2 separate regions of the Homo sapiens genome follow, and region 1 is linked to region 2. A link is a loop called in an ENCODE intact Hi-C map of the cell type or tissue named here. Cell type or tissue: CD14-positive monocyte. All regions are shown on one strand. Links, peaks and the distances in the headings refer to the core of each region. The heading gives the core; the rest is flanking DNA. Region 1 overlaps RAD51B (RAD51 paralog B). Region 2 overlaps RAD51B (RAD51 paralog B).

The links. Hi-C counts contacts between places; a loop is a spot of excess contacts. Peaks named below come from ENCODE experiments on the same cell type or tissue, not always from the same donor. Only the 100,000 strongest peaks of a DNase experiment are listed, where the experiment ranks them.
Region 1: a loop joins it to region 2, with 2.3 times the contacts of the local background. A loop is called at or near these places in 6 of 110 quality-filtered maps.

The regions. Positions count from the first base shown.
Region 1 is chr14:67,959,340-67,964,730 of GRCh38, forward strand. All of the region lies in intron 7 of RAD51B (RAD51 paralog B), which reads left to right. Among named protein-coding and RNA genes, the nearest start is that of RAD51B, 140 kb to the left of the region's middle. In CD14-positive monocyte, for the core only: no CTCF peak of the experiment used is centred there; a DNase peak (open chromatin) is centred at 3,022; H3K4me3 peaks cover 1,425 bases; H3K27ac peaks cover 2,794 bases.
Region 2 is chr14:68,208,967-68,214,357 of GRCh38, forward strand. All of the region lies in intron 7 of RAD51B (RAD51 paralog B), which reads left to right. Among named protein-coding and RNA genes, the nearest start is that of RAD51B, 390 kb to the left of the region's middle. RefSeq lists enhancers at 1,593-1,792, 1,963-2,242. In CD14-positive monocyte, for the core only: no CTCF peak of the experiment used is centred there; a DNase peak (open chromatin) is centred at 2,065; H3K4me3 peaks cover 1,391 bases; H3K27ac peaks cover 2,102 bases.

The DNA.
Region 1 (5,391 bases), core at 162-5,161, 250 kb before region 2:
GGGTTCACACCATTCTCCTGCCTCAGCCTCCTGAGTAGCTGGGACTACAGGCGCCCGCCACCACGCCTGGCTAATGTTTTTGTATTTTTAGTAGAGATGGGGTTTTACCGTGTTAGCCAGGATGGTCTCGATCTCCTGACCTTGTGATCCTCCTGCCTCAGCCTCCCAAAGTGCTGGGATTACAGGCATGAGCCACCGCACCCGGCCAATACTTTCTTTTGAAATTTATGTTAGCCTTGAAAAATAATGGTAAGCCGGGTATAAATATGCTGATCTAAAAGTGTTATTAGTTGACATAGTTAAAGTTGATAAAACAGTCAAAATTTACCATGCTGTCTTCTTTCTAGCATATCTATATTTTGACAATGAAAATGGTTCTTTACTAATTATATATTTGCTTATTCCTGCCAATAATAAGACATTCTTTGTAAAAGCACTTTAAAACTTCATAGAAATATGACCGGGTGCAGTGGCTCATCCCTGTAACCCTAGCACTTTGGGAGGCCAAGACAGGTGGATCACTTGCGGTCAGGAGTTTGAAACTAGCCTGGCCAACATGGTGAAACCCTGTCTCTACTAAAAATACAAAAAAATTAGCTGGCCATGGTGGTGGTGGGTGCCTGTAATCTCAGCTGCTTGGGAGGCTGAGGCAGGAGAATTGCTTGAACCTGGGAGGCGGAGGTTGCAATGAGCTGAGATCGCGCCACTGCGCTACAGCCTGGGCAACAGAGCAAGACTCCATCTCAAAAAAAAAAAAGAAGTGTGTGTGTATGTTTGTGTGTGTGTGTATAATAGAAATATGCAAACATAACGTTCTATGTTAAGTGTATAAATATACTACTTGACAGAAATAATACTGTTTCTGTTGAGCAGATGCAGAATCAAGTTCAGAGAAGTTGAATTGCTTGTTCAAAGTCATGTAATAGTAGGAGCTGAGCCTCAACTTTATAAATGGTTTGACACTACTTTACTTGATCTTTCTATAACATCATTTCATCTCTTCCTTTAAAAATTCAGAATCGTTATGATTGTTTCCTTTGTCACCTTTATTTTCTTAGTCATCAAGAAGACTCTTGTTGTTTTCAGCTCAGCACTTCAGGAGAGCCTATAGTTTTTATCTTTCACTTTAGAAAAATAGATTTTTGTTCTAGGACCCTGTCCCAAGATTTTAGGAATTTGATAGCATCAACATGAGTTTAGATATAGCAGTTTACCCACAGTGTATCTAGGATAAAATAAATTTAAGATAAATATATTTGCAAGAACACTGGATAGAACTTAGATATATTAATTAACAATTTGCCACACTCAGAGGAACTGCCTTTTTTCTTTCTTTTTCTTTTTTTAGAGACAGGGTCTAGCTCTCTTGCTCAGGCTAGTGTGCAGTCTTGCAGTCATAGCTCACTGCAGCCTCAAATTACTGGGCTCAAGCAATCCTCCAACCTCTGCCTCCCAAGTAGCTGGAACAACAGGCACCTGCCTTTATGCCTGGCTAATTTTTTAATTTTTTGTAGAGACAGGGTCTGACTTTGTGGCCCAGGCTGGTCTGGAACTCTTGGCCTCAAGCAATCCTCCCTTCTTGGTTCCCCCAAAATGTTGGGATTACAGGCATGAGCCACTGTGCCTGGCTACAGAATTTCCTAAGTTATTATTTGTTCGTTTGTTCATTCATTCATTCATTTATTCAAGACAGGGCCTCATTCTGTTGTTCAGGCTGAGTGCAGTGGCATGATCATGGCTTACTGCAGCCTCGACTTCCTGGGCTCAAGTGATTCTCCCACCTCAACCTCCCGAGTAGCTGGGGCCACAGGTGTGCGCCACCACACCTGGCTAATTTTTTTATTTTTATAGAGGCAGAGTCTCGCTATGTTGCCCAGGCTGGTCTCAAACTTCTGGGCTCAAGCAATTCTCCTACCTCTGCTTCCCAAACTGTTGGGATTACAGACACAAGCGACCATGCCCAGTTGGAATTTCCTTTTTTCGATACAGTTTTGATGAAGAAATTTTCTGAGGGCTATACTTGCTAAAGCTTGAAACAGAAGAACAAAATTGGTCACTAAGAAAGTAGGAGAGGTTTTCATTCATATCCACTGTGTATCTGTGTCTCAGACAAAGATATGCTGGCTATCAGAATGCTGACATTGCTTACTTTCCTATTTTTCAAAGACTGAACACCATACACATAGCTTGAGGAAGGATATTATTCTTGTATACATTTTGACATAAAGATGTTTAGTCCTTGGCTGGATATTTCAGTTCTCTGAAAATGTGTAGCTATCCTGTGAGAAGCAAACATCTTGGAAACAGTATAGTATAGTTGAAGGAAACGGTCCTACCGTTTCCTTGCTTAGACAAATCATTTCATCTCTTCTTTTCTCAGTATTTTTTTTTCTGGAAATCTACTCTTTTTCTAGAAATATGTATACAACATTTAAATTTGCATGTGTCTGTCAACATCAGTGTGTAAACATATTATGTTCACTATGAAAACATTTAGGAAATTCAGATAGGCAAAAAGGAAAAGAGATCGCTGACTACAGCAGAAAACTATAACATTCTGATAAAGTTAGATAAAAGCCTTTTGGGCTTTTATAGTACATGTATATGCACACATACACATAGACTCACACACATACATGTACCTACAAATAACATCTTAAAATGAGTTCATATTGTTAAAAAGTGAGTTTATATAGCTAAGGAAGCACATCTGAGGACAAGAACACCTCTATTGCAAAACTAACAGATGATATAGAACTAGTATGGAATACAATAGAGGTGACTAAAAATTTAATGGTTTGGAGTGAAAGCGTGGAATAATCACGGTAAACACAGGAGTAAGACACAAAGATGAAAGCAATTTGGTTAACAATGATCTGATATGAAGTTGAAAGGATTACTGGTGTCTTTGAGGAAGTGGACCCAACAAATCAAACTAAAAAAGTATTTGGAGAAGTGATATAGCAAAACTTCACTGAAATGAGGAACTGAACCTGCAGATCAAAAGATACATTGAATCCTGAAAATTGGTAGAGAAGGTTCAACATCATGTCATATCCTGATTGTTGCCAAACAAGAGAAAGGTTTCTTCAGTCATGTAAGCAAAAGCAAAAGTTATCTATAAGGAAGAAAAGCAAAAGTTATCTACAAGGAAGAAGTTTAGACTGGCCTCAGACTTCACAACAATGTGCAATACTACAGGAGCTATGTCAACACAGTTCTGATAAAAGAAATTACGGCCCAAGAACAGTGTACCCAGCCAAGTTGTTGTTGAGGTATAAAGGCCACAGGCGTATCCTCTCAAATGTGAAAGAACCCAGAGAATATAGTATCTGTGAGACCTTTCTGAAAAAGAACTAATTGTTGAAATTTAGCCAACCAAGAGAGGAATCAAACCAAAAAAGTGTTGTGATATTAAATACCTTCATATATATATGTAAGATTTAGATACTGTAGAAAGTGTGGCAGTACAACAGACTGTAAACACTCTACATCATGGCAAAGTAAAACAAATATATACAATAAAAATTGGAAGGTAGGTAGAAGGGAAATGGGAATGAGAGATTATTAATCTTATTCATAGCAACAATTCAATCAGAACTGTCTCAAATGTAAAGTAGTTTAAAAGTAATGTTAATCTATTCTTTGTGGTTTTGATCATTTTTCTTAAAGTTAGAGGGACTTTTTCACAATTAATGTTTCTTGAGTGAAGAAACATTTGTCTAAGATTTAAAATTTCTTCAGTTTCATTTCGGCTTCTGTTAATTGCAGGTAAAATTAGAATTGATATTTTTTATTTTTAACTGTGAATATAATCTCATCCCAGAAAGAATACATTTATTTCTGTCCATCCATTATCTATGTGTATATGTGTATCCATGTGTATAGAATTGATATTTTTTATTTTTAACTGTGACTATAATCTCATCCCAGAAAGAATACATTTATTTCTGTGCATTCATTATCTATGTGTATATTCCAGTTGTCTGGAATAATGTCACTAATTGCTAATCTAATACCTAATATTTCTCAATGGTGAGATTTTGGATGATTTAATGCATCTTTTCTGTGTATTTTTTGTAGTATTTGAATTTATATAATGAGAATATTTTAAAGAAAGTGATACAATGAATTTATTGCTCTGAAAAATGAATAAATACTTACGCAGTTTTATAGCCTCATTTCTTTTTTAACTTATCTTGACCCCTTTTCTCTTACCATCATTTTAAATAGTTGCACAGTATTTTATGGATGTGTTAATATATTTCTTCTTTCATTCCTGATCTCAGTTTCTTCATCTGTAATGACAGAGCTGAACTAGATTAGCCGGTTGCAATCTTTCTCTTTAAACTATGAAATCCTTCCAAGAAATAAACAGTTTATAACTCTTGGCTTAGGCATTTCCCATAGAATGTAGTTTCAAAGCTGTACAGATTAGATAATTTCTGAGGCTTATTTCATTTTACCACCAAAAATTAGGGTTTTTCTTTTTTTTAGGATTTTTTTGAGTGACTTTTTCATGTGTTTAAAAAAAATCGGTAACAGACATAATCTTATGAATCAGAATTTTAAAGTGAAAGGGACTTTGAAAACCATCTAGTATATTTGCCTAACTTTTATACATAGGGAAACCAAATTTAAGTTTTTAAACTAACGTCATACAGCCAACTGAAATGAATGAGACTTGAGTGCACATCTCCTGACTTTCTATGCTGTTCTTTTCCCTACAGTACACATAAATATATATACATATATATTTATACAATGATGGGCAAACAAGATGACAATTTTATTGTACTCATGTCACATTTAAACCATCATGTAAATGTCAGGAAATATGCTTAATTTATAGTGTATTTATTTTCTTGTTCATGAAAAGAGATCAGTACTGCAGCCATTATTGAACTCCTAGAGTTAGAAAGGAAAGTGAGTGGGATTCTGGCGAGAAAGAAAGCATTTACTTGTCAAAGATTTGGAATTTACTGTGGTTACCAAAATTAAAATAAAACTAAAACTTGACTTGGCAGAAGATTAAAAACAAAGCAGCTCCAAAGTGTGTGCACATCATGGAGAAGATGCCATTATTCCTTCAGGCAGCCAAAGGGGAAGGGAATATTGTTTCTTTGCGTTGCTGGAGCTGATTTATTTAGTTATGATTTCAACATGCCTACAGGGCACACCCCAGAAAACATTACACAACAACATTAACCAGAACAAATGGTGCTTTCTTTTTCTGTATCTCCTCCTAAGGTTTTTTAACAGCAGTGAGGTTTTTTCTTTTTCTTTTTTTTTCCCCCATATTGTTAAAATGGCTCTGATTATGTTTGACTATTGGGTGTGGCAGGTTTTAGAATGTTAAGTGGTAGTACAGGTTCCTGAACAAGAAAGAGA
Region 2 (5,391 bases), core at 56-5,055:
GTGGAGATCTTCGATAGTCTTCCCTTGAGGTGAAATCTTGTTTTGTTGAGTGGTTTAAGATGTTTTCTAGGGTGTAGCACTTTGCAGAAGTGCTTTCCTCTTTCATGATAGGTGACCCAGTTTGGAGATCAGGAAGATTTTGTCATCCTTCACATTGCAAGACTTGAAGACTTGCAACTCAAAATGGTATATTTTTTTCTTTTCTTCCAATAGAGAACAATTCCACTCTAGCACTCAAGTATCTAATACTTTTGGGACATGTTGAAACTGTTTCCATTTCATCTGATTTCACTCAGCAATTATTTATAGAACTCTCTGTGAGGTAGGCACCATGCTAAGTATCCTGAGGCTGACAAAGACATCCTTTCTAAGTTGAGGCAGTGACAGAGGGCACAGCAGCCATTGCTAATTGTCCTTGCTGCAGCCTTGTTGGGTGACACCTCTGGCTTCCAGGGCCTCATATTTTCACAGCTTCACTGATAACTCTCTGAGAGGAATTGTCCCTCCCACTAAGATTCCCTTCTAGAAGATGAGTTTTTCCATGAGCATTTTAAAATTTTCTTTGTTGCCTTGTTCATTTTTTTTTCCAACATTTAAAAGAGCAGAAGTGAGGGCGAAGAGAAAGGAGAATATTTAGATCTGAAAAATGCACCAGTCCACTTTTAATCTACTTTTGGGAAGATGATTGTAAGATATTCTGTACCCACTTAGGGATCTCCTGCCCTTCGGATACACATGCCTTAACTACCATCTTGCTAGAATAGAAGGTCCTGTGTTTAGGCATCAAAGAAAGGAATTGCACTGAGAAATTTTAGTGATAATTCTTTTATTGTAATCGTGATTTTCTTCCTCCTGCTAATCTTTTTAAGTGGTATTAAAGGAAGCTTCTTGCCAGGCAGTAATATTCCTCCATGAGCACACGATCTTTTTCCTTATTTGGCACTGGAATTTCATCAGGCTGTATTAGTCTGAGCGAAACATACTCTAGGAATACCTTTTTTTTTTTTTTTTGAGACAGAGTCTTACTCTGTCACCCAGGCTGGAGTGCAGTGGCGCCATCTCAGCTCACTGCAACCTCCGCCACCCGGGTTCAAGTGATTTTCCTGCCTCAGCCTCCTGAGGAGCTAGGACAACAGGCGTACGCCACCATGCCCAGCTAATTTTTGTATTTTTAGTAGAGACAGGATTTCACCATGTTGGCCAGGCTGGTCTCTAACTCCTGACCTGAGGTAATCACCTGCCTCAGCCTCCCAAAGTGCTAGGATTACAGGTGTGAGCCACCGCACCCAGCCAGGAATATCTTTAGAATAGTTCTATAGTTAGGAACGTTGAGACCAGGTAACAAGGGATTTATTCAATGGGATGACAATTTTTATACACCATGCCTGAAGCAAATAAAGGTGATCAGTATTTATATTGCAGTATTCAAATACTCTGGAGCCAAATAGATAGGACTACCTTAAAAATGTTCTTGTACATGTGGGTTTGATCTTAAAGATATTAGGGATGGTAACATACCATTCTATGTATATACATGACCAGGCCTTAGGTTACTTAAGGGTGATGGAATGACCATTGTGTGTGTCTTGTGTCTTGGTGGCCTTCAGTGAATTCTGCATGAGCTCTAGTAGTAACTGCCACTGCTGTAGTATCATGGAAAAAACACTGAACTTAAAATAGTTTTCTTACCTGTAACAAAATGGACAACAATCTCACAGAGTTTGTGTGAGAATTAAAGGAGAAAATACTTGGGAAGAAGTGCTTTGAAATCTCCATTGCACTCTGCAAAAGCAAGGAAATGCGCTTGTGATCAGTATCATGTTGACGTGGAGTGAGTTACTCCCCAGCTGTTCACGATATGGTCGCCCACAAAGAGCAAGTAGGTCACTTCACCAAACAGAATTCTGTATGTATTACAGAAACTCCCAGGCTGAGTCACCAAGTAAAATGAAGGGCAGTGTGCTCTATTTAAAATGTTCATTTCATTTTCGCATTCCATTCTTTACTAACAGAATGGTTTCACTTCATTTCCAGTCACTTTCATTTTCAGGTTGTCAAGCTTCACTTAGTGTCAGTTGTGTTCCCACACTCAAACATGTGCCTTGTCTTCCTTGATCTTCTCTCTGAGGATGTTTCTCTGACTAATGTGCTGTGGTCAGAACAAGAGCATTGCCACATGGTGCATTTCCTAGGTAGGCATGTCTAAAATCATTAAGTGGCCTAGCTCAGAACATTCTTTGTGACCCTTTCCCCTCCCCACCCAGTGCCTAGTGACTGATTTATCTGAATATAAGGCTACTTCCACTTTTAGTTCAAGGGCCTTGCTCCCTGCCTGCAAGAATCTCTCTAATCACATTGCCCTCCCTCCACCCGCTTTCCCCATTGAAACCAATGTTTGGAGAAGATAGAAGAATGAAAAGAACATCTCAGGTCCTGTTTTTGTACCACCTTCACTATTGTAGCACCTCTTTTGTGTTGCCAACTGAATATGGTATACATGGCTTTAAGGGGGAAAAAAGAAAAATAAAACATAAGAAAGTAGGAGAGCTCCTAGCTTTCTTAAATGAATTAAAGGCCTTAGGCCAGAGTGAATTATATTATAGATTGTAGACTAGATATGGTGGGGAAGGTTACTCAACAACTTGGTTGGGAAATAAATTAATATATAAAACCATCAGATATCAGAGCATAGTTGTGGAAAGTCACCTAAGGAAAGTCATTGTCTCTAGGCCAAAGACTGGCCTAGACGTAAGTAATGCACCAGTGTGTCAGAAAGGGGGTTGGTCGACATCAGAAGCACCCAGAGGCAAACACTGGTTGTGCCCTGTACCCACAGTAACTGTCCATAGAAATGTGAATGTTGGTAGTCTTCAAAGTTTCAGTGTCACTGGCAAGTCCTTCTTTGTTGGAAATTCAATTTAACATTCAAGTTCTATAGCAAATGCCTCCTATTATGATGTCTTGTGTTTACAGTTTGCCTCTGTAAGTAGAACCCTCTAAAGGGAAAAATGCTCTGGTCAGATTGTTATGGTCTGTATGACAGATACATAACTGTTGTAAATCAACACATTGGCATTCTCGTTTGCTCCACCAGTTTGTTGTGAACTTCGTCAGGGGAAGGCATCATGCCTAAGTCTATTCAACTCTGGGATACTGACAAGGTCAAATTTCTGTGCCTGCAAGGCTGGGACTGGACCCAAGCTGTACAGTTCATACAATGAAATAGTGCCATTTAGTAAAAAAGGGAGATAATATGGCACTTGGTTGGAAGTTTGGCTCTAGAATCTGATTGAACTGGGTTTGAATACTAGGTCAGCCACTTACATGCTGTATGACCTAAGACCCCGCTCTAAAAAGGATATTATCTTTACACTGACCTCAGAGGGCTGTTTTGAGAATTAAATTAGACAATCCATGTAAAATACTTGACTCAGAGCCTTACATAGAGCTGTTAGCAGCAGCAACAACAGCAGCACCAGCAGCAAGGTAAATACCACCATGTGTGTCCTTTGGGTGGTCAGCAGTTTGCTGAACAATTTGGACTGGTTTAGAACCCTCCTAACTCACTACTGGGGACTTTCCATTGGAACCACAGCACTGGGTAGTGACAGAATTTGCCAGTGTAATCACATCATTTATGAGAAATGATAGCAATAGGGTTTGGTGTCATAGTAATGGAAAATGGCACTGGACACTATCCTAATTTTGAAGAAATGGAGTGAAGAAGAAGACATGTTCCAGAATGCACAGGACATTGATCTTCAGCAAATTTTTAGAGTGGATTACTGAATGATTACGTGTGAGAAAAATGTGATTATTAGGAGTCAATATGAGCTCATTGAAAACAAAACATTCCTATTTCTAACATCCTTAAAGTCTTTCACAGTTCATCTTATTGGTTATGGAAATGTCAAGGGATAGATTTTTATTTCTGGGAGGAGTTTGGCTAAGATTTTTATGATACTCTTGTTGTCTTGTTGAGGTTAAGTAGATTCATAGCTGGTTGAACAAATGTCCACTGGCAGTTTTGACCTGATGGATGGACTAATGTCCATCTGGAGAGGGGTCCTCAGGGTAAGCCTCAGGAACCTGTCTAGTGATGCTGTTCTATCCAATTTTCTCATTAAAAATTTCTGACGAAAGCACAAATAATGTGCTTTTGCAACAAGTGAGATAGGATTTTTTAAAGATCTGTGTAGGTTGATGGGCGGATTTGCTAATAACAACCATATGTAGCATTTATTGAGTACTTACTGTGTGCCAGGCAAAATGCTAAATGTGTTGTATGACTTCTCTCATTTAATCCTCACAGTGACCCTCTGAGGTGTATACTAGTAATATTCCATTCTATAGATAGATGTAGAGGCACAGATATGCTAAGTCATTTACCCAAGTCCCACAGCCAATAAGAGGCACAGATGGCAGAGGACCATTTGTCTATCACCAAAGCCCATGCTCATAACTGTATTATGCTACTAGAACCAGTGAGTCAGAATTTTACACAGATTAATGTAAAGTCCTAAGCTAAGGTTAACAAAATAGTATGTTAAGTCTTGAAGGAGGAAGCTTAGGTTGATAGCAAGTAATAAGGAAAAGATTTAGGGACATTAGTTGGTGGGAAACTCAATGTGATTCAATACTAACGTATACCTACTTTTAAAAAAGAACAACTAATAGGAGGGTGCATTATTAGAATATAGCATCATGGATCATGGTGGCAGTAGTTCTTCTCTAAGAGTCCATGTCCAGAGTACTAGGTCAGGTCTGTCATTAAGGGGGTCCTTGACCATTATAATCAGGAGAATAAGAGGTCTGGATTTACATCCTAAGAGGAAAAACGGTGAACTAATGTCAGGCTGGAAAAGAGAAAAACCAAAGAGGAATATGAAGACAACCTTCAAATATTAACATAGTTACATGATGAGAAAGAGTAGATGCCATTGGTGTCTAAGAGAGTAAAAAAATCACTTCTCATTCCCTGTTGAGAAATGGACTCTGGCATCAGGTTGATGGAGAACAAAATGTCAGCTTTATTCCAGTAAAACCATATTAGAGAATGTGGCCTGATCTGTGGCTACAATCAGGCCTTTTATACCCTTCCCTAGTTAAACACACTCTCAGAGTCAGGTAAGGCCCTGGACAACTGTTGTTTGCAGGAGGAGGGCAGTTCCTGTGTGAAGGAGAAGGAGAAAGTGTGCATCCTGAAGCCAGGGGTGCACCTGACTTCTCGACTGTGAATGAGAGAGGAGGAAACCTAGTTCATATCTGCACAAAAATTCTTTTTGGTATCCTTGAAGTGGGCTGAAACAAAAAAGATCAAAATGTTACTCTAGCAGGAGGCCACTCATGGAAACCTTAGGCAGGGGAATTGTGTTACCCCTGGTACTTACC